Regions from separate parts of the Mus musculus genome. Here all the other regions are linked to region 3. Evidence: chromatin loops called from intact Hi-C (ENCODE). Cell type or tissue: heart. All regions are shown on one strand. Links, peaks and the distances in the headings refer to the core of each region. The heading gives the core; the rest is flanking DNA.

Region 1 (7,593 bases), core at 2,124-6,123, 990 kb after region 3:
TTGTTCCTCTTGTCTTACATAAAAATCTTTATTTTCTATTTTTTTCACCAGTTAAGGAGTAAATTATGGTAAAAAAAAAAAAAAAACCTTGGAGATCACCTTGTGTTTTGAGACAGGGTCTTTACCATGCACTGTAGTACTGGGACTGCAGGCTGCTCCACCACACCTGGCTTATTCCAGCCACAGTGACAACTTAAAAATTGTGACCGAGGGTTTGATGTGATTTACCCAAAGCTACCTGGCTGTTTCATGGAAAGCTGGAAAAATACACTCCTGAACGGTTCCCCTTTTTTAGGGGGAGGGGGTCGAGACAGGGTTTCTCTGTGTAGCTCTGGCTGTACTGGAACTCACTTTGTAGACCAGGCTGGCCTCGAACTCAGAAATCCACCTGCCTCTGCCTCCCAAGTGCTGGGATTAAAGGCGTGCGCCACCACCGCCTGGCATTGAAGGGTTCCTTTTGAATCATAAGATTGATGTCTTTTTATCCTTTAGTTTCTGATTTATTTATGTATTTATTTACTTATTCTCCCTCTTTTGTTCACTTGCATATTATTTGCCAGTTTCTACTAAAAACCATGTCAAAATTCAGATATGTTGTCATTTATTAGTTGGCTGGCCTGTTAGAAATGTTTTATTGGGTATTTACTTGACTTCCCAACAGAATGAATTTTTTCTATACTTTGTAAGTTAGAATAGGATCTTTTTAATACTTATGTGTTCATTTGTGTGTGTATGTGTATACTTTTGTGTGGGTGCATGCACACAACTTGCTGCACACGTAGTTATCAGAGGATAACTTGCAGGAATGGGTTTTGTCTTTGCAGCATGTGGGTTCTGTGGGACTGTGAAAGGCAGTCTGTTTTCTGGTCAAGCAAGACTTACTCTACAAGGGTCAGAACAGTGAGCCATACTCCCAGACAGATATAGGTGCCTGACACCAGGGAGCCCCCAACCTCATAATCCTGTGACTATCAGCCACACAGGCAATGTCCCAAGCTCCTGGTATCCTGGCTAGTCTCCGCCCCCACAGTTAACCTGGCAATAGCCAGGTATGCTCCTCTCCACAGTTACTTGGCAACTGCAAGATAGCCCAGCCTGCAATAAAAGGGGCTCATCTCTAGCTCTCCTTCTCCCTCTCCTTTCCCCCCTCTTTCCACGTGGCCATGGCTGACCTCTCTCTTTCTACCTTCTCTCTTTCTCTCTGCCTTTCTACAATAAAGCTCTAAAACCATAGACTATCTCTGCTCATCGAGACCTGCTGTGCTTGAATGATGGGATAGGCTTTCCTCTAAAGAGTCGTGTCTAACATCACGCTGGAAGGCCTTCCTTTGTGACATACAGCGACGTCTGGGATGTTCAAGACTGAGAACCTGTGGTCTCTGGCCTCCTTGAGGCCCAGAGACCCTAGATTGCTCCCTCTCTACCCCTTCTACTTTCCACAGCAAGACACCCACCCACGCAGTGTAGAGAGCACGCACAGCAGTCTCCCATGTCCACTTGCCCAGACAGAGCACCGGAGCTCTGGCGGGACTCAGGTTCTCTCCCACCCCCTTTATTTCCCCACACCCGCTGCCTGGGTCAAACTCAGGCCATCGGGCTTGATAGCAAGTTTCTTCTCCTGCTGAGCCATCTTGTTGGGACTAGATAGTCTGTCTTGGTCTTGCAGTTTTACATACTTAAGAAGTAATCTCTATAGCCACTAAAATAGCCCAGTTGGGAGTGCATTAGACTGAAGAACTAATCCCTGTATAGTTTGTTCTTGTGACTGACCAGCAGTCTGTAGGAGAGTGGCTGCAGTTGACCTCTGCCACCTTTCACTTTTAGGTCCCTCGTGACTCCAGCTGGACCTGAGAGTAGGCACTCATTGAGCTAGCAGATGTTTTTCAGGATGTTCTGTGAATCTGTTTGCTGTATAACATACCTTCACTCCAGTTCCTTGTTTAGTCGTAGACTAGCTTAAGTCCAGACATTCCATATCCATGAGTATTGAGAAAGTTTTACAGCTTAGATGAATACTTTTGAAGGAAAAAGGAAAAGGGTCTCAAACCAAAGCTTTCCATGGGAAGTTGCATTGTCGTTACCTAGGCCTGACTGTCTGTTTCGGTGTGCTCTGTGCAGGCTGTGACAGTTAGTGTTGGCTGAGCTAGTCGTCCGTGGGGTTGTTTATTTGTTGTTTGGAAGGGCATGGACTTGCCCTCTCTCTTTTCAGGATTCCAGTGGTATGAGTAACAAGGGGTTCTATTTTTTTGGTGATGTAATAGCTGACTGGCTGAGAGGAAGGCTCATCTTCCCAATTCACATGGACCCATGCAGCGAATGTCCTGGGTGCCTTCCTCTATGCCAAGGCTGTGCTAGGTCCAAGAGTAAAAAAAGAAATGAGATGTCTCTGTTACAAGCTACAGAAACAGTTGGAAAGAGCGCTGAGTGTCATGGCTGAAGGAAGATAGTAATGTGGACCATGTTAGGAAGATGCTGAGCTGTTTAGCATGGATTCGTTGCCAAGGCAATGACATGAGTGGTGCCAATCCATTTTCTATACAAAGGAGCTGTTTGAAAGGTGTTATGGAATTGCAATAGAGTCTTTTCTAAAGATCATACTTTTCCTGTGCAATTCATATTAGGGATAAATATAGGTTGCTAGAAAGTGATCCCTAGTAGGGTAGCCTTTGTAATACTATATTGTATATTATATATATACATATATAATATATATTGCATATATCATTGTATATAATATTATATATGTACACTATATTGTATATTATATATATTATACATATACACACACATAGAGACACACACATCTTGTTTCATAGTACAGATTGAAATAACAAGACTAAATCAATTCTATAAGTTATCTGTTGACTTAATTTTGATATTAAGATCTATCAGCTTCTTGACTAGATCTTAAGTAGAGCTAGCAAATGTGCACTTGTGGTGTACTTACCCGTGCACTAACATCTGGAGAGAGGTCGTGGTGTACTTACCCGTGCACTAACATCTGGAGAGAGCGCATTCATTTCCCAGTGTATTTTTTGAGACAGGGCCTCTCAGTGAACCTGAAGCTCTGAAGCTCACTGTTTGAGCTAGACTGGCTGAGACTAGTGAGACCCTGTGACCTGTTTGTCGTCTCTGGGTCCCCAGTGCTGGTTCCCTTGTGCTGCCATGCCTGGTTTTGATGTAGGTCCAGGATATCCAGACTGGGGGCTTTATGCTAGTGCTTACACACGGAGCCGTCTTTCCAGCCCTTAGACCTCTAGTTTGTTTCTTTTTATGTCAGGCTTTTCTGATTAGCTTCAAGTGGAGGTTCTAAATAACAGAAAAACAGTTGAAAAGCGAACTGTAGCACGAAACCCAGGAAACAAGGCAGATAACGCTTAGACTGTCGCTGCCTCCTAAATCCTTGACGGTTCTGCTAAGCGTTGGCATTTTTGACTTGGCATATAAAGTAAAGATGCCATCATGGATGAGTCTCCCTCACTGAAAGTCAATACGAGGAATTATATTTGATAGGTTGACTATCATCAATTCCTCATCAAAAGTGAATCAATGAACTGTCCTTTCTTCAGAGTTTATAACATAAAAATTCTCATGGCTGTTGGGAGCCAGCGCATCCCAGAGTAATGGTGGTCTTTGAGGTGTGGCCTAGTGCTAGAGCATTTGCCCAGCATGCACTAGGCCCAAGTTTGATCCTAGACACCCTCCCCCTCTGTGTTGGGTTGTCATTGTATGTCTCGTAAGGAAGTGCAGTGCCTTTGCTCTAAGTTGCTAGAGTGCATATTATTTCACTTACCGCATTTGATCTAAGGAAGGTGGCCTTGTAGCCAGGTGGAAACCTCCGAGTGGCCAGTAATGCAGTAGCACTCTCTGTTGGACAGCGGCACCTACTGGTACTTTATAGCTTTTATAGCCACTTCAAGGCTTTGCAAATACATGAGAATCATGAGTGTGGAGTAGAACAAAATTTCCAGAACTTTACAAATATGAAGAGTGATATGGAGAGAGTCTTAGGGCTGAGGAAAGAAGATGGACTGGGAAGTAAGGCAAGCAGCAAGATAGGTGTGTGGGATGCTTGGGGACCGTTAGCATCTACCCTCGGGGCTGATGTATGTGGTGGAGGGGACCTAAGGGATTAGTGATACATCATGCATTGGGCTGTGAATATATTTAAGTGAAGATTACATGGTTCATGAGCCTCAGCATAAGATAACATCGACATTTTCTACAGCCCCTGAGTAATTTATCATACGAGAGCAGCTTACCATCTTAGTTAATTTCTGGTGAACTGGAACAGATCTATGCGGTCTGGGAAGCTGCAGATAGAGTGGGTCGGGACAACTATGTTGTAATGGTGGATAACAGTAGCTCTTGGTAAGACCCATACACACAGCTAACGGAGGACCCCAGCTCTTGTGTTCTGTGGACTTTACCCAGTGATGTGTCAGCAGTGTTCACGCACAGCACATAAATGACACCAAGGTAAGATGCTAGGGGAAGTGGAGGGAGCATGGGGCGAGGGCAGTGTGGTCAGCAATAGAAGCCTTTGTTCAATCATTTTGTAAATCTACAACACATTAAACATGACATCCACTAATTAAAAAGACACTGAAGATCCAGGAGAGGGATCAATAGAAATATGTTCATTTTTCACATTAAACATAATCTAAGAGAAAAACTAGCATGTGGAGGCAAATTCTTTCCTTTCTTAAAAAATAATTATTATTTGTGCCACCTGTGCACATGGCACAGTACACTCAACGACTAGTTAGTTGGGTTAGTGTGAAACCCTTTATGCCAGTTTTGTTCAAATTTTACAGAGTAAAAGGCAGTTGTATCATGAATTCTTTGATTTTTTTCTTTTGTAAGTTAAAAATATTTGAGGATGTTCATGAGTACTGTATTTACATCATTCCTACCCCCCCCCCAACTCCTCCTGCTTCTCCCTCTACTTCCTCTCCATTTTATGGTCTCTTCTCCAGTTATTTTGGACCGGTACATGTGTTGTGCATGCACAGCAGCCTGCTGAGTCCTTTAGTGTGGCTTGTATGAGTTTGTAATTAGGGCCGACTGTGTGGGACTGGATCACTGTCGCAGCTCGTCCCTGGAGGAGACTGATTCTCCTTTTCTCAGCAGCCTTTAACTGCTCGCAGCTCTTCATCTCGGGGTCAGGCCTTGTGAATCTCCCATCCAAGCTGCTGATCACTGTGCAGGGCTTGTTTAGGTGGCCACAGTGTTGACATTTCATGGGTGCAACTTCCCCATCCTATGCAGAGAGAGCCTATGTCATAGCAGATACTCTGGTCCTCTGACGGCAGTCTTCATGTCATGTCTGCAGTGTTCCCTGAGCCTTTGGCTAGGGATTGTAATATGAAGTTTTTAGTATTGACATTAATTATTGTATGTAACTTAACTTTTATAACCTGAAGTGATTATAGGGTTTATTCTGTCTGGGGCATCCTTGAAAACATGTTTGCCAACACACAGCATTGGATTTCCTGAAATCCATTGGTTCCTGAAAGAACTGGAATCGTCTAGATTCTGGCTTCTCAGTGAAGACCAAGCTTCATCTCTGGGCCAGTTGGGGTGGCAGAGACTCCTTTAGTCCCAGCACCCAGCAGGCAGAGGCAGGTGGAGCTCTGTGAGTTTGAGACAAGCCTTGACTACATACGGAGTTCCAGGCTAGCCAGGAATGCACAATGAGAGTCTGTCTCATAACAACATGTTTGCTCATTGCTCAATGTCTGCAGAGACATTTTGGCTTTATCTGTGTCAGCTGATGCCTTCATCCCTTCCTGCCAACACTGTATGTAAAGATGAAAGGAAATGTTGCTGACTTCTCAAATAAACGTGCTCAGACTTTCCTGGCAGAGGGGGTTATGTTTCACAGTATAGTCTCACAGGCACGACAAAATCAGTCTTGTTATTTTGTTATTTCTGGACCTCGTTATACATCATCTGTAACTCATATGCTCATATTTTTTCAATAATTTTATCAACAAAGACACACACACAGCTTAAAAGAAGAAAAGTACAAAAAAAAATCATCACCTGCTCTATAGTTCTGGTGACTACTGTCACTTGTCCCTCTGATGTCCAGAGATAATCAGATGTCAGCATTTTTTAATTTATATTTTGCCTTGTTTTCAATAGTGATACAGTGGAATTTATTAATAACCTGCTTTTAAGATGATTACAGAGGTGAAATCTTCATTTATGACATTAGTATGAACATTGTTCTATGCTGTGGATGTATCAGGTGTTAACCCATTCCATGTTGAAAGACCTTTCAGTTTGCTTCCAGATTTCCCCAGTAAACTCTTACTATCTTAGGTTTTATGGTAGGAAAAAAAAACCTACAATGATTTTTTACAGAACCTTAAAGAAAACATTTGAATTTTCATAAATGAAAATCCAAAGTAAAGTTAATTATATGGTATTACATAATAAACAAACAGATGAATTCAGTATTTAGCTCACATTTATCAACACATCATTTATAAATGGCAGTATATTTAAGCTGATTTATAGTTTAATTTATAAGTGATTTAGTTTTAACATAAACCAACTATGTTTTTTGTGAGTGCACATGGAACCTTCACTTGCTGTGACTTATTTAACTTTAAGTCCATCTTTTATTACCTTAAACTATAAACTTTCCCATGCCTGCCGCTCTCATGAAAGTTAGTATTTGCTTTCTTTTAAAACTTAGTGACTGAAGTTGGGCATGGTAGTGTATGCCTTCAATCCTGTCACTCAAGAGGCAGAGCAGGTGGATTTATTTGAGTTTTCTACATGGTGAGACTATGTCTCAAAAAATATTTAGGACTAATTGGTGAACAAGAAACTATGTGGTAAAATTTTGTTATGTATGTCTGAGACTATTCTTGTAGTTGTTTTGTAAACCTATAGTTATCTTGGTGTGTGTGTTTGTGTGCATGCATATGTATACATATGTACAATAATTTTGAATTCTGAATACATAATACTTGATACTGTAGAACTTGTTTTAGAACATGCTATTTGTACACTCTATTGCATATATATACCAATACTGAGTTAAAATTTTATCTTTGTGTACATTGTATCCAGATTAGATAAGACCAGAGGACTTTTTTCTTATGTGGACTTTGGAGTCTTACCAGTTATTGTGGTTTAGTAAATGGAATGGTCTAATCCTTATTAGTATTGCAAAATCATTTCATGGGCCCATCTTTGTGATCCCAACTCTCAATACTGTGTCTTCCTTTCTGCCCCACCTGTGTGAAAATTATTTCTCTGCCATTTTATCTATGGATTCACCAGACTTTATTATATTACAGTTGGGTATGTGGCAATTACTTCCTCCCTTCATAGATTTTAGTTACTCAAAGAATGCATCGTGTTTCATTTATGTTTGTACCTGCCTGTTATAGTCAACAGCATTATCTTTATGTTTGCCAAGAGCTGAGCCATGGACTTGGGTGTTAGGCATTTTTGTGTTCAATAAACATTGATTTACAGTGAATAAAATTGTATACCTAAGTACTTGCTAACAGTACTCTGAAGTTCCTAAACAATGTTTATTAATAGTGTCAAACTCTCAGAAGCAAATTC
Region 2 (7,593 bases), core at 2,124-6,123, 970 kb after region 3:
TGCCTGCACGCCAATCTCACGGAAGCAACCCCTCAAGTAGGTTTTGTTCGATGTTTTATCGCTGCGGCAACAGAGAAACAAACTAGAACAGGATTCAAGTTTTCTAGTCTGCATGACTGTGCAGCCCAAAACCAAGCTGAGGGCTGGATCTCTGAATGACATACAAGGAACATAAAACAGTCACAGTGAAATCCCCACGGTCACACACAGGTGCCACCCAGAAATGTAGAGGCTACTACACCACAGTTGACCTCACAGGTTAAACCTTGTGGCATTCACTCTGGCTTTCTCGGGTGAGCTCTTAAGAATCCACAGAGCCAGGGCACGGCTAAGGCTGTCGTCCATTGGCCAATACGTCGGTGCCTCATCCTAGAGCTACACTAGCCTTGGATATAGCCTGCCAGAACCCCTGCAGAGTCCGGGAGACTCACCTTGGTCTGGGATGCACAACGAGTGAGTTGAGAACTACATAAAACAGCAACAGAAAGGGCAGATATGGGGAGGAGACAGGGAAGCTGGAAATGGAGGTCAGTGGGCAGGAGGCTGGGGTCAGAGGGCTGGCCAGCTACAGAACGACGTCAGGAACACTGAGTTTTCTTATGCATGACCTGGCAGAGTGCCACACTTAGATAATCTGAAGCACACAGGTTCAAACCATTGGAAAAATTCTGTGCAAATGACTGTATGGTTTCAGACCCACACGGGAGTGAGGTGCATATCTTACATCCGAAAGCAGACCTGGCCTCTCGGTTCTCCCAGCAGCCCCCAGTTCCTACCTGGCATACCCTGTCCCCAGACCTTAACCCCAACCCCAACCCCAGCCCAACAGGGGCTGGGCAGCCCTTCCCGCAGAGGCTCTTCCCTATATAATCCAGGCATTTTGGGCTCTTTCTTTCCCTGGCCTTGGTCCTTAAGGCCAGCGAACTCTCTTGAGAGAGCAGCTTCCCAATAAACCTGCCTTTAAGACAATCTAATCTCTCTTGGATTGGCTCATTTTTACCTGCAGAGAAATAACTTATCTGTGACAAAAAGTTCCACCCCATTTCAGGCATTATACTTTTGCATGGACTTTCCTGAGAAACTTCACCCAGGAAACACACACACACGCACACACACACATTCCCCATGTTAATTAACAATCTCATTCAAGTGACTGTTTGGGGCTGAGAAGATTGCTCAGTTAGTAAAGTGCTTGCTGTGTAAGCCCTAGGATTTGTTTTTGATCCCCAGTCATCACAAAAGCTCTGTAGCATGGTCTGTGCTTGCAGTCTCAGCACTGGGGAAGCATAGTCTTGTGTGTCCTTGGGCCTAGCTAGCCAGCCAGCCTAGTTGAATTGGCTAATTTCAGTTTGAGAGACCCTGTCTCAAAACACACAGACACCCACAGACCACACACACACACACACACACACACACACACACACACACACACGCACACATAGACACACAGAGACATGCATAGACACACAGATAAACACACATACACAGAGATACACATGTATACAACATACACACACAACACACTCATACTCACAAGCATACCTAAGAGTGAAGCTGTTTTGTTTTTATTTTACTTTTTTGCATTTCATTTTACATGTAGTGCCTGAATATATATGTTTGTTTAACACGTATGTAGGTGTCCACAGAGGCCAGAAGATGGTGTGAGATCTCACTGGAACTGAAGTAGATCCTAGGAACTGAACTCAGGTCCTCTACAAGAGCAACAAGAGCTCTTAATCAGTGAGCCATCATTATTCCAGCCTCCAAGTGAAGTTTTTAATTTACATTTAATTTTTTGCCTACAGATGACCTTGTTTTTTGGTTAACCTAATATTATGGTTTGAATATAATGTCCCTCGCAGGTTCGCTTTTTAATGCTTTTTACCCAGCAGGTGGAGCCATTTGAGAGGCAGTAGGCCTTGACTGGCTGACATGTATGACAAGAGGCTAGCCTTAAATGTAGTAGCCTAGCCCTTGGTCCTAACTTCTCTGCTACCTGTCTATTAGATGCAAACAGATTGTCATGTAATCTGGTTGCCATGCTCCCTGTCTATTAGATGCCATGCTCCTGTCTATTAGATGCAAACAGATTGTCATGTGGTCTGGTTGCCATGCTCCTCGACCCCCACGAAGCACTGAAACCCACTAAAACCTCAAGCCAAAACAAATAGTTTCAACCTCAAGTTGTTGCTACAAAGTATGTTGTCAGAGCAATGAGAAATTAATGTGGGGTAGAAATTGGAGATGCCACTCTTTGTAATGTGTTCTTATTAGTAATTTATTTTACGAACATTATGTCCTCTAAAACAATTTTCTGATCTAAGCTCCAAGTTATGCCCTAACAACCTGCACTTCCGTCTAGGCTCTCCCACCTTCATAATTAAATAGTAATTGCGTGATTGTTTAGGTCTGTCTTCCTTGCCAAATTATTTTCCCAATGAAAATAACAGGCAGGGTCGTTTTCATCATAACAGTATCGTCAGGGGCTCTTGCCTATAGCAATACATTCTTTGGGAATGAGATATTTCATTTACTCACTTAGTCATCCATTAATAACGTTCACAAACCCAAGGAAGTACGCGCCACTTAGGAAAACAAACATCGGTGCAGGTTCTACCTCCAAAGGTTTCACAACTCACCACAGGAAGCTCCTTTTCATCATAGGTAAATGTTCCTTCTGAGAACCCAGTGAAAGAGGAGACTCCGTTCCCCAAAACACTCACCTCAAATGTTCAAGGGGCTTTGCATTCAATTTACCAGTCCCCTTTTTCTGGAAGGGTATTCAATGTCTCCCTAAAACTTACTAGAATCCAAGGTCTTTCTACAAAACAGATTCTCAGACAAATCTAAAGTCAGGGGAAAGAATTTTTTTTTAAAGTACGTTACTACATTCTTTCATGGACTAGGAAAACTATATGCATATGTATTAATTACTTTCCATATCTCTGTGATAAAAATCTCCGACAGAGAAAGCTGGAGGGAGGAGAGGTGTGTAAGGTTTCTTGGCTACAAAGGCTGACAGAGCTTCTCCTCGGGTAGATGAAATAGAAGATCCTGGTCCGCGGTGGGAATACGAGATACTGGGTCTTCTCAGCGTGGGGATCATGACGCCAAGAAAGCTGGGTCCAGAACCAGAGGTGGGTGTGGCCTTCAAGTCTTAGTCTTAAAGCCTTGCTTCCTCTCATCCCCAAGGTCCTACAGCCTCCCGAAACACAGCCACTGGCTGCGAGACAGAGATGCTCAAAAGAGGCCTGTGAGGGAACATTTCAGTTGAGCCATGTCTCCGATGATAAATTGAGTGTTACTAGGGTAAGAGGCATCATTAGAAATTGAGCTGACAGTGTTTGCCAATGCATGGATATGTGAAATAACTTGTTACTACAAAGAACGCCAAGTACTTTGTGAAGCTGCGGGTGGGACTGGAGAGACTGTGTGATTGTGTGTGTGACTGTGTGTGTGATTGTGTGTGTGTGTGGGGGGGGGGGGGGAGTCGGCAGGCTGGAGGGAGGGATGCTGGGCCCTCATCGGAGGACTTTGTCCCATACTGCAGGAGCTACTTCAGGGTTTTTACTCGGGATAGGAAGATTGGTTTTGCAGTTTAGACAGAGCCCCCTGGTGGAGGTGTGGAGGGCCTGCTGACAAGGCCGGCTAGTTGAGGCTAGCAGAGAGGTAGGCCTGGGCAGAGGTAAAGCTGGATCTAGCTGGAGTGCTAGGTGGCAGGAGAGTCAGCAGGACTTTAGTGATTCCATGTGGGGTAAGAGTCGGCAGGCAGGAATAAGCTCCAAGGTTGCCTTGGGTAACCAATAACCTCCACACCAGCCCCTTGGACATGGATACAAAGTTCTCAAGGCTCACCCCCCACCCCACCCCCACCACCAAAACGGAGGACATGGTGTAAATGGCGAAAGAGCACTTGCCGTACCGTACAACTCCCGTGATCTGGCAGGATGAAGAACAGCGGCAGGAAAATCCAACTTGCTTTGTCCTCACAAACACCGTGATCCCTGTGCAGCCTCCCAGAGGCGGCTTTCCAAATTTCTTTTTGGAAACAGGAACAGGGGCTGCATTGGGATGCTAGGCTGTCCACACAGTGTGGGCCAAACAGATTACTCACCCTCTCCCAAAGACTTCTGGGAGGCTGTGCACCTGGCAGCCAAGGGGAAATTCATTTTCGGATCTGTCCAGTTGAATGCCTGTATGCCCTTGGTAACTGGGAGGGTTTATCAATCAACATGAACTCAGAATTGTGAACTGTTTTATTTATTTATTTATTTTTACTGTTTTCCCAAGGCAGTGTAGACGGGATTTCTTTGTGTAGCGTTGACTGTCCTGGAACTCACGCTGTAGCCCAGGCTGTCCTCAAACTCAGAGACCTACTTGCCTTTCCATCTCTAGTGCTGGGATTAACGGATGCTATACCATGCCCAGCGGTTGGCTTGCTTTGCTTCCTTCTGTTTCAGCTGAAAGGATTAGTGAGTGGATTACTGAAAGGATCTCTCTCTCTCTCTCTCTCTCTCTCTCTCTCTCTCTCTCTCTCTCTCTCTTCAAAATTCTTACAAATAGAATTTCTAGCCCGATCTGATAGCACTTGTCTGTATTCTCAGCACTCAGGAGGCTGACTAAAATATTTTGAGTTTATGGCTAACCTGGGCTGCATCTTAACTTTGGGGTCAGCCCGGGCTACATAGTGAAAACCTCTTTCAAAACAGTGGGACACAGAGCCAGGAAAGGGACATACACGCGTAAGTCCTGCATTTAAGATGCTGAGAGAGGGAGGTTAGGAATTCCTGAGCCTCCTTAGTTACATAGCAAATTTGAGGCCAGCCTGGGCTACATGAGACCCTAACTCACCACCACCATTTCAGACACAGTTTCCATTTGGGATCTCAGGCTTTATAAATTTCATTTGTAGTTAAAAAAAAAAAACAAAAATAAAAACAAAAACAAAAAACTACAAAAGCACAACCCACTTACAGTTAGTTGTAGCTTCAAACGTCATATACCAAGGTCAAATACCTACCAGCTTTTAATTAAAAACATTTTCTTAAGAATTCTACTGGAGCATATTCACATAACCTATGACTTACATATTCAAAATGTATGCTTTCAATGAATTCTTACATCATCTGAACATTAGATTTTTGGCAATGAAATTGTGTTCATTTTATAATCAGAAAAATGTTACAAAAATGTTCTAAAAATTATAGAACAAACCTTCTATACGAGAAATATTCTCTTTCAATTATTAGGGCCAAGAAGAAAGATACCATATGAAGGTTCAAAGGAAACAAAAGTATAGACCATGATGAAAATCATACCAGAAAACTAACACATGCCCTGAGATGGAGTGTGTGCTCCCATGACGCCGCTCCTCATTGTCCTGCTGAGTAGGGGAGACCCAGTTTAATTTACAGACTCCGATTTTGTTACCTGGGGATTAAGGGAAAACCTCCCCACTCAGTAATCCTTTCAGCTGAAGCCTGACAGGCTGTGATGGGGGAATTCTTACCCAGGATAGGAGTGATATTGTATTAAGAGGAAAAAATAAATAATAGCCTTGAGGGCTTAAACTGCTGCATGTGCTGATGGGAAACCTCAGCTTCTCCATCTACTGTGTGTGTGCCCTGGGAGGAAGGTGGGAGGTTTTGTGAGCCGGATGTCACCCCCACATCACATTGATGGTCTTTATGACAGGTGCTCTGAAAACATATGCGTTTGTTAAAACCACTCTGCATGGAAAAGGATCACCCCAAATTTTGGTATAAAGTGGACAGAACTGTTGGGAAAGATGGCACTTCTCTGCTTTGTGTAAGATGACAGATGCCAAGAGTATGACCACTTGGTGGTTTGGCCAACAAGTTATCTTTAAATTGGGCCCAACCAATGAATATCACTTACTAATTTTGCTTTTGCACCAGGATCTCCCTTTATAGCCCAGGTGGATTTCCAATTCATTATCCTCCTGCCGCCCCAGCCTCCGTAGTACTGGAATCACAGATATGCATCAACATTTCTGGCTTGCAATAATAATTCTGAAATATAGCTTTTATATTCTGATTTCTAGGAACAAAAGCAGGTGCAACCTGCCCAGCATAATGCTTGCACATGGCTTTAAAGCTTGCTAGAACCCAGCCCAGGCCATTTTCCCTGTAGTCAGCCCCCCTTCCTCATCGCTTTGTTCACACAATGACCTAGTCTTGTGTCTGAATGTTGGCATATGTTGAGTTTCCTACGGTATTTGCTTTTAATAGACTATGATGTGCTATAAAGATTCCTTACAGTCTCCATCCCCCTCATAAGGAGCACTGTCAGCATCAGGTGCCTTTTGGACAGATCCTTGGGGAGAGAGTATCACTCGGACCAATTTCTTACACAACAGCCATGCCTGCTCCTCACAGAAATGACTACATGAGCTGCAGCTATGGCTTGGTTCATGCCAGCATGTGAGAGTCCCTGAATTAATTCTCTAGGACTAGACATATACACACACACACAAAGAAATTGCTCCCTGTAAGCAGGTATATTTCCATTGTTTTGTGGCTACTAGGAAACTCAGAGTAACATGTGTATCACTTTAGTGCTGACTATAATTAGATCTTTTATTCAGTGTTTATCCCTCTTTGAACTACATCTTTAGCCCTAAAAAGATTTTTACATCATGACTTTATTTGAATCAGCTTTTCTTCTGGCCTTGCTTTACTGTCCTGACCTTTGGGAAGAAGGGGCAGTTGAGGTTGACTAGTGGTTTGCTTGTTTTTCACTTTTTCTTTTATAGTACTGGAGATTGAATCTAGGCCCTTGAATGTGATGGCTAGTGCTTCCACTGATCTGTACCTCAATGTGAAATATGTTTATTTGTTGTGTGCGTGAAGCGTGTGTCTAGGGGTGCCTGTGTCATGGTGTACTTGTGGAGGTCCGAGGACAACCTTGTGGAAGTGGTTCTCTCCTTCCACCTTTGTGTTGGTTCCAGGGTGGAACCCAGGTTATCAGGCTTATACAGCAAACACTCTCTGAGCCATCTTGCCTGCCCTCTACCCATCTTTTCTCTTTTAATTTCATACAATCTCCATGTGTTAATAAATTGCCTAAGCTATTCTTGAACTCATTCTGTAATCAGGGTAGGCTTTGAACGTTCGAACCTCATTCCTCAGCTCTCCAGGGACTTTAGGGATTATAGACTTTCATGGCCAAGGCTTGACCACTTTTGCCTTTTAAAATAATTAGCTCTATACCCTAGATAGGGGAATAATACTCCTTCCACAACCCATAGACTAACAAGTAAAAAAAAAAAAAAACAAGACAAAAACAAACAAACAAACAAAAACAGTGTCAAGTGTGAGATATCACCCCTAAAGTTGTCAATCAAGGGGAGACTAGAGACCCTCAAGACAATGCAGGGGGTTGCCATTACTCTTGGTGAAGACCCTACTGCTGAAGACACCACACACTTTGCCATCGGACTGGGAGACATCAAGCTGGTACTCATCAGACACCTTCTTTCCTGTTCATTAGCTTTCATAGTAGGAAAAGGAGCTAAGTAGGCTGCTTGAGGGTAAAAGCATCAGTAGTCTTGATATGAACCTGGAATGCTGC
Region 3 (7,593 bases), core at 1,147-5,146:
TGGTTTTAGACTTCAACCATGACAAAGATCATAACAGAATATAAGTTTCCAATCCAGCTGTGAAATCCGTCTACTAAAACTTATCACCCCACCCACCTAACCCCCTGCCCCCACTCCCCACCCCCATCTCCTTTCTTGAGCTTGTATCCATCTTACAAGCAAGACATATTCCTTGTATAAAATCACTCACCTCTTCTGCTCTCTGAGAGCAATGAATTGTTTCCAACGTCCTTTAAAATTCATTGCATTCCTTGGCAGAGAATAAGGACTCAATAAATGTTTGGATAAAGGATCTGGGCCCTTCTGTTCTATCCTCTGGCAATCTTAAACTAAGTCTTAATCTTAAACTAAATCTTAAACTTAATCTTAAACTAAGAGTCACCTATACATTCATCTTGCTTCCTGGAAACAACTGCTCCTGCACCCTTGATGAAGCCAGAGTCCTTCCTCTCTGTCAATAAGTTTTAACTTGTGACTCCAGACTGACTGAATGCCGAGCTCTCCTCCTCTTAAATCTTGACAGCCTGTGGTGGTTTGAGTGTGAAATCTCTCCTGTAATACTCAGTGAGGCTATTAAGGAAAGTCCTAAAACCTTTAGACGAGAAGCCTCTCTGGAGGAAACGGCTCACTAGGGGAAGGCCTTGAGGTCTCAGTGGGGTCCAGGCTTTCATTTAACTTGCTGCTTCCCAACTGTAGAAATCATATGATCACTATTGAATATGCCAGCAAGATTTTGCTGAAAGGACCCTGATATAGCTGTCTCGAGTGAGGCTATGCCAGTGCCTGGCAAATACAGAAGTGGATGCTCACAGTCATCAATAGGATGGAACACAGGGCCCCCAATGGAGGAGCTAGAGAAAGTACCCAAAGAGCTGAAGGGGTCTGCACCCCTATAGGTGGAACAACAATATGAACTAACCAGTACCCCGGAGCTCGTGTCTCTAGCTGCATATGTATCAGAAGATGGCCTAGTCAGCAATCATTGAGAAGAGAGGCCTCTTGATCTTGCAAACTTTATATGCCCCAGTACAGGGGAATGCCAGGGCCAAGAAGTGGGAGTAGGTGGGTAGGGAAGCAGGGCAGGGGGAGGGTATAGGGAACTTTCAGGATAGCATTTGAAATGTAAATAAAGAAAATATCTAATAAAAAATAAAATAAAATAAAAAAGAAAAGAAATCTTGTGATCAGACACTTCAGTCTCCTGCCTCCGAGTTTCTCGGCCAATATGCCCTGAACTGTAATCCAGAGTGGCCCTCTGGTCCTTTAAGTTGCTTCCCCACGGGATTTGGTTACAGCAACAAGGAAGAACGACTAGTATGCAGCCTTTCCCTTGGACTGTGGTTTTGGTCTGTGGTGTATTTCTATAACCACAACCACCAATACCCCCACATCCTTTTACCTTCTCTGATGGGTCACTTTGTTTCCCTACCTGGCCAGAATCACCATTCACCTTATAACCAGGAAGCATCTCAGGTATTTTTCCTGTCTAATTCCAGGAGGTGGCAGTTTAAGTGGGGTTTGTCTCCATAGGCTCTCGTATTTAAACACGTTGTCCCCAGTTGGTAAGACTATTTGGGAAGTTGGGGAGGTGGGGTCTTGTTGGAGGAGGTATATTGCTTGGAGAAAGCTCCTAAGTTTCGAGCACCCACATCTTTCCCAGGGATCTCTCCCTGCCTCTTTCCTGAGAATCCAACTGTAATCTCTCAGCTACAGCTTCAGCGCCATGCCTGCATGACTGCCTGCTGCCATGCTCCCTGCCATGATGGCCAAAGAATCTAACCCAGCAGAACAGTGGACACTGAATCGAATGTTTTCTAAGTTGCCTTGGTCATGGTGTTTTATCAAGACAATATTTAAACTTAACTAAAACACAGAAAAGTCTGCATAGAAAACGCAGCAAGCTTTTTTTTTTTTAAAGAATCTTTATTTCATGATTTGATGGTCTTAGAGTCTATGCCTCGTGCTCTGTCTTCAGAGTGTACGAGTGCAGGAAGAGGCTGGCCTCCAACACTGAGAAGTCAGGCTATCTGTGGCACGTATTATTTTTAGAGTCAGAATGGTTATAACTCCAAAGCCCCTCTTGCCAGCCCGAGGACCATCCTCTTGGATGCAAAGTCCTTGCCTGACACAGCTAGTTTAAGCTACAGTGGTCAAATAAAGCTGACACCTCAAACGTCATGAGATGTCCTGTTCCCAGGGACAAGCTTGAACCCTGAGTTTTCAGCTGTTCTTTATTAATTTTGGAATTCACTCACTATATGGCCCAGGCACCTCAGCTTCCAAAAGTACTCCTTGAGCGATTCATTCACCGCTCCCTCCTTTAAATAACTGTGAACTTAAGACAGTTTCTCTTTGTATGGTCATCAACCAGGTAATTTCATACTCGATAATCGCTTTATCTTCACCATACCCAACACACTTTCAACCGAGCACTTACACAGTGGAAGCTTTGGAACTCAGTGGGAGAAGAGGCTGAGAATCGAGGAGACTGCAGATTTAGTCTTCAAATTTGGGGTTGGGAGTAACTATCCCCACTTACTCTACCGGGCTTCTACTTTGTAAAGTTACCTGAATTCATCTGGGTCCCCTTGAAGATTTGGGGGGTGGGGGTGAGAGAGGGAAGGGAAAGAGAGACAGAAAGGGACAGAGAGATAGAGAGAGACAGGGAGAGACAGAGAGACAGACACCTTGATACTGAGAAACAAGGCTAAGCACCTATTATAATGCCTGCTGCAATGGAATAAAACTACCACCAGAGGGTACTAAAGGACCAGGATCCTGAGATACCATCAGCTTCCAGAGGCTCATTTCAAAGATCTGAAGGGGAGGGTTTGGGGGGCTGGCCAATAGCAAAGCTGTGCTGCGAGGCTCTGAGCAGTTGCGAGACTCTGAGCAGCAAGGTCAAGAATCCACGCTGCGTTTATGTGAATTCGGGCACCGATCCCTGTTGTTATCGTGCATCACAGCAGGGCCTAGCGGTTTTCGTCTCTCCAAGCCCATCCCTGACCAGTGACTTGGGCTGCCTGTGGTCAGCTGCCATAGGCCGGCCGGCGGGGCGGGAGAGGGCACCCGGGTCAGCCACTGCCCCTCTGTGGATGGACTTTGTCCCTTCTGCCTCCTGACCCGGGTCTATTTAGATCTCAGACACCTACCGCAGCCGGTAGGCAGGCAGATTGGGTGGCACTACACAGGGACAGCTAACAGTGCATCCCGAGTGACTGGCTTTCTGAATCCTGCTCCACGCGACCAGCAGAGACATGAATTACTCACGGTTCCTCACTGCAACGAGCCTGGCCAGAAAGCCATCTCCCATCAGAACTACAGGTGAAAAACAAAGCCAGAGCCCTCCCTGCTCTGCAAGAGTGGAGTTTTCTTAGCGGAAGCTCTGCATGGTGCCCTGTTTTGGCGCTCACCGCTAGGGTTTGTGCCCATTCATTCAAGTGTGAAGACAACCTGTGAGCATTAGTGAAGGAGGAGTTATTTAACTTTTGTTCACTAAGAGCTTGGCTTGGAAGGCAAGGCAAGGCAGTGAGTATTTTTGCTGAGGTGTTGGAGATGAGCCAAAGGGCCAAGCATGAGGCACATCTTTCAAGCCAGCTGTAGAGAAAGGCTCTTAAAGGACTGGGGAATGGGACCCAGAGGTGGAGTTGGGACACACACAGGTATTGGGCAACAGGGAAAAAGGCCTTCTGCTGCTGGGGCCCTCTCCATTTTTCTTCGCCATCTGCATTCTTGGATTCCTCCCCCAGTGAGAAAGTCTAGAAAAATTTACTTTGTATTTATTTCAGACTAGCATTCAGTCTTAGCCCAGTATGCTGCTTTGTCAGACTAGAGGAGAGGAGTGGTAATTTAATAAACAGCAAGAATGTTCTGTCGGCTCTGGAGACTGCCATGCCCAACATCAGGTACCCAGTGAGGACAAATCCAAATAAATGATGCTTCTCGCTGCAGCTCGGTCTCTTCTGTAAGAACACTAATTCCATTTCTGACGGCAGAGTTTTTAATGATCTAATCCCATCTTTAATATAGCATATCAAGTACTAGAGTCGAGTATAGGACTTGGTCAGGGACATTAATGTTCAGACCACAGGACGGTGGACACATTTTTTTTCTTCTTTTTGTGTTTATCATAGCGGACATACTGAGCAAAGCACCAAAAACCCTCATCTCCCTGGCTCCTGGATCTCCAAACCCGAGCATGTTCCCCTTTAAGTCAGCTGCCTTCACTGTGGAAAACGGAAGCACCATCCGGTTTGAAGACGACTTGATCAAAAGGGCCCTCCAATACTCTCCAAGCTATGGGTAAGTAAGTGACCAATAGACGGTAGAATTCTATTGGTTCATTTTTAAATGCCATTGATGATGTGACTGAGATCTTTTGTTAATGGGGTGTACAATGACTGGGGAAGTTGGGAGAAGACTTTAAAATATTAAAAGCAAAATCAGTACTAAATGCTTCACACACCCCAGTGATGAGCTTTCAACCTTAAGTGACTGGGAGAGCCAGAGAAACATCTACAAGGAAGTCCCATTTGAGCTGAGTATGATACTGAAAAGAACAGTGGGAAGAGCATCACAGTGGGAAGAAAGGAAATGTATAGAACAGTCCTTGGATGTTCTGCACACACACACACACACACACACACACACACACACACACTTCCTCTCCCCTCTGGATCCACTCCCTTTCTGTCTCTCATTAGAAAAGGACAGGCTTCTAAGAGATAACAACTAAACATGACAAAATAAAATATAAGATGAAGCAAAAACTGTCATATTGAAGTTGAACATGGCAACCCAACAGGAAGGAAACAGCCCCAAGAGCAGGCGAAAGAGTCAGAAACACACTCGTTCTCAGAGTCGGGAATCCCATAAAAATACTAAGCTAACAGCAATAATATAAGCAGAGGACCTGGTACAAACCCAGGTAGGGCCTGTGCTTGCTATTTCAGTCTCTGTTATGTACCTTACTTAATTGATTCAGAGACCCATGTTCTCCTGGTGTCCTCTATCTTCTCTGACTCTTACCTCTTCCTCAAGATTCCCTGAGCCCTGAGGGAAGGGATTTATTTGATGGAGAACTCCAATTTACACTCTATATAGAATGTCTGGCTGTGGGTCTCTGCATCTCTTCCCATCTGCTGCTAGAAAAAGCCTCTCTGGTCGCAGCAATGAGCTATGACTATACCAGAGTATCATTAGGAATCATTTGTTTGTTTGTTTGTTTGTTTGTTTGGGGTTTGGTTTTGGTTTTACCAGTTGTGTTTGATTTTTTTTCCTGGTTTCCCAAGCAGTGCGGGTACAGGCTCCTTCCCATGAAGTGGGCCGGAAGTCAAATCAGACATTGGTTGGCTGCTCCCACAAGCTCTGTGCCACCACTGCCCTACAGATTGTGTCCACCTTTCTCTTTTAGTACTCCTAAGAGTAGCTTCCCATACCGAAGAAACTGGGATGTAGGGATGAAGGCTCCACATAGGCACCAGCTTGACTGCCTTGTTATGTGGGTGTTGTCCTCAGCAATGAGACCCTGCAGAGTCTGCAGAGTTCATCCTTTTTCTCAGTAACAGCCTTAGTTGTTTGAGGATATCCATGGGACCCCCTTGGCCAACAACTCAATGGAATGCAACCCAGTCCTGCCACTGGAAGTCTCGCCTGGCATCAAGTGATAACCTGTCAGAACTCCTTTTCCGCCATTACTAGAAGTCATCATCGTTCCCTCTTCTCTCCTGCAGACTGTTTTTTTTTTTTCTTTTCTTTTTTTTTTTTTTTTACATAACCTCTCCAGATCTATGGAATTTATCTTGTTTATTGATTGTTTAAGTGATATCCACTAATAAGTCAATAGATACCTACATGCCATATATGTCTTCCTGGATCTGGGTTACCTTACTTGACTTATAAGTCAATAGATACCTACATGCCATATATGTCTTCCTGGATCTGGGTTACCTTACTTGACTTATAAGTCAATAGATACCTACATGCCATATATGTCTTCCTGGATCTGGGTTACCTCACTTGACTTTTTTTTTCAAATTCTGTCCATTTACCTGCATATTTTATGATGTCAATATTTTTAACAGTTGAGTAATTCTCTATTGTGTAAATGTGCCACATTTTCTTTATCCATTCTTCTGTTGCAGGACACCTAGGTTGTTCCCAATTTCTGGCTATGATGAATAAAGCCACAAAAAAACATGGTTGAGCAAATGTCCTGTGATAGGTTGGAGCATCTTTTGGGTATATGCCCAAGAGTGATCTAGCTGGGCCTTGAGTTTGATCAATTCCCAATTTTCTGAGGGACTGTATTATTGATTTCCATAGTGGCTCTGATTACTTTATAAAGAATTCTCTGTTTAGATCTGTATTTCCATTTTTAATTGGTTTGTTTTTCTGATATCTATTCAAGAATTCTTTATATACTTTAGATATTAGCCCTCTATCAAATATGGAGACAGTAAAAACTTTTCCTACTCTATAGACTGCCATTTCATCCAATTAATGGTGTCTTTGCTTTTCAGTTTATTAAGTGTTGATCTTAGTGCCTGCACAATCTGTGTTCTGTTCAAGAAGTCTCCTGTGCCAGTGCGTTCAAGGCTCTTCCCCACTTTCATTTCCACCATGCTCAGTGTATCTAGTTTTATGTTGAGGTTTTTTATCTGTTTGGACTTGAGTAACGTACAGAGTGATAGGTTTGCAACTATTTGCACTCTTCTACATGCAGCCATCCAATTTGACCAGAACCATTTGTTGAAAATGCTGTCTTTTTTCCAGTGTATATTTCTGTTTTTTTTTTTTTATCAAAAACCAGGTGATGTGTAGGTATGTAGATTTATGTCTGAGTCTTCAATTCAGTTGATCAAAGTGTCTATTTTTATGCCAATACCACACAGTTTTTATTACTATAGTACAACTTGAAATCAAAGATGGTGATGCCTTTAGCAGTTCTTTTATGTTCAGAATTGGTTTAGCTATCCTGGGTTTTGTTTTCTTTTATTTATTTGTTCATTTGTTTATTTTTATTTTTCCATATGAAGTTGAGAATTCCTTTCAAGGTCTGTGAAGAATTGATTTGTGATAGAATGGCCATTTTTACTGTGTTGACCTACTGATCCATGAACATAGGAGATCTTTCCATCTTGTGAATCTTCTTCAAACTTCTTTTTCAAAACGTGATGTTTTTGTCATACAAACTTTTCCATTTGCTTGGATAGAGTTAAATAAAGATGATTTATATTATTTGAGGCTATTGTAAAAAGTGTTGGTTCTCTGATTTCTTTCTCTCTTCGTTGTTTGTTTATAGAAAGGCTACTGATTTTTTAAAAATTAACCTGGTATCCACCTACTTCTCTGAAAGTGTTTGTCGCTGGACAAGTTTCTTGGAATATTTTTCGATCACTTATCATATCATCTGCAAATAATATTTTGACTTCTTCCTTTCCTATTTGTATCACCTTGCTCTCCTACAGTTTGTCTTACTGCTCTAGCTAAAACTTTAAGTATTGCATTGAACAGTTATGAGTAGAGAGAACAACCTTTTCTTGTCTCTGCTATTGTAGTGGAATTGCATTGAGTTTCTCTCGATTTAACTTG

The links. A loop is a pair of places that touch in the nucleus more often than their neighbours do. Peaks named below come from ENCODE experiments on the same cell type or tissue, not always from the same donor. Only the 100,000 strongest peaks of a DNase experiment are listed, where the experiment ranks them.
Region 1: it touches region 3 in a loop (4-fold over the local background); 3 of 42 quality-filtered maps call a loop at or near these places.
Region 2: it touches region 3 in a loop (4-fold over the local background); 3 of 42 quality-filtered maps call a loop at or near these places.

The regions. Positions count from the first base shown.
Region 1 is chr8:61,495,371-61,502,963 of GRCm38, forward strand. The region is part of intron 4 of Cbr4 (carbonyl reductase 4); the gene reads left to right. Among named protein-coding and RNA genes, the nearest start is that of Cbr4, 11 kb to the left of the region's middle. In heart, for the core only: a CTCF peak has its summit at 3,887 (motif pointing left); no DNase peak of the experiment used is centred there.
Region 2 is chr8:61,476,410-61,484,002 of GRCm38, forward strand. No RefSeq gene overlaps it. Among named protein-coding and RNA genes, the nearest start is that of Cbr4, 7.5 kb to the right of the region's middle. In heart, for the core only: a CTCF peak has its summit at 3,631 (motif pointing left); a DNase peak (open chromatin) is centred at 3,662.
Region 3 is chr8:60,502,956-60,510,548 of GRCm38, forward strand. Aadat (aminoadipate aminotransferase) reads left to right here and starts at 3,169. Exons shown (of 13, transcript NM_011834.2): 1 at 3,169-3,324; 2 at 4,134-4,302. The coding sequence starts at 3,258. In heart, for the core only: a CTCF peak has its summit at 2,755 (motif pointing right); no DNase peak of the experiment used is centred there; H3K4me3 peaks cover 999 bases; H3K27ac peaks cover 449 bases.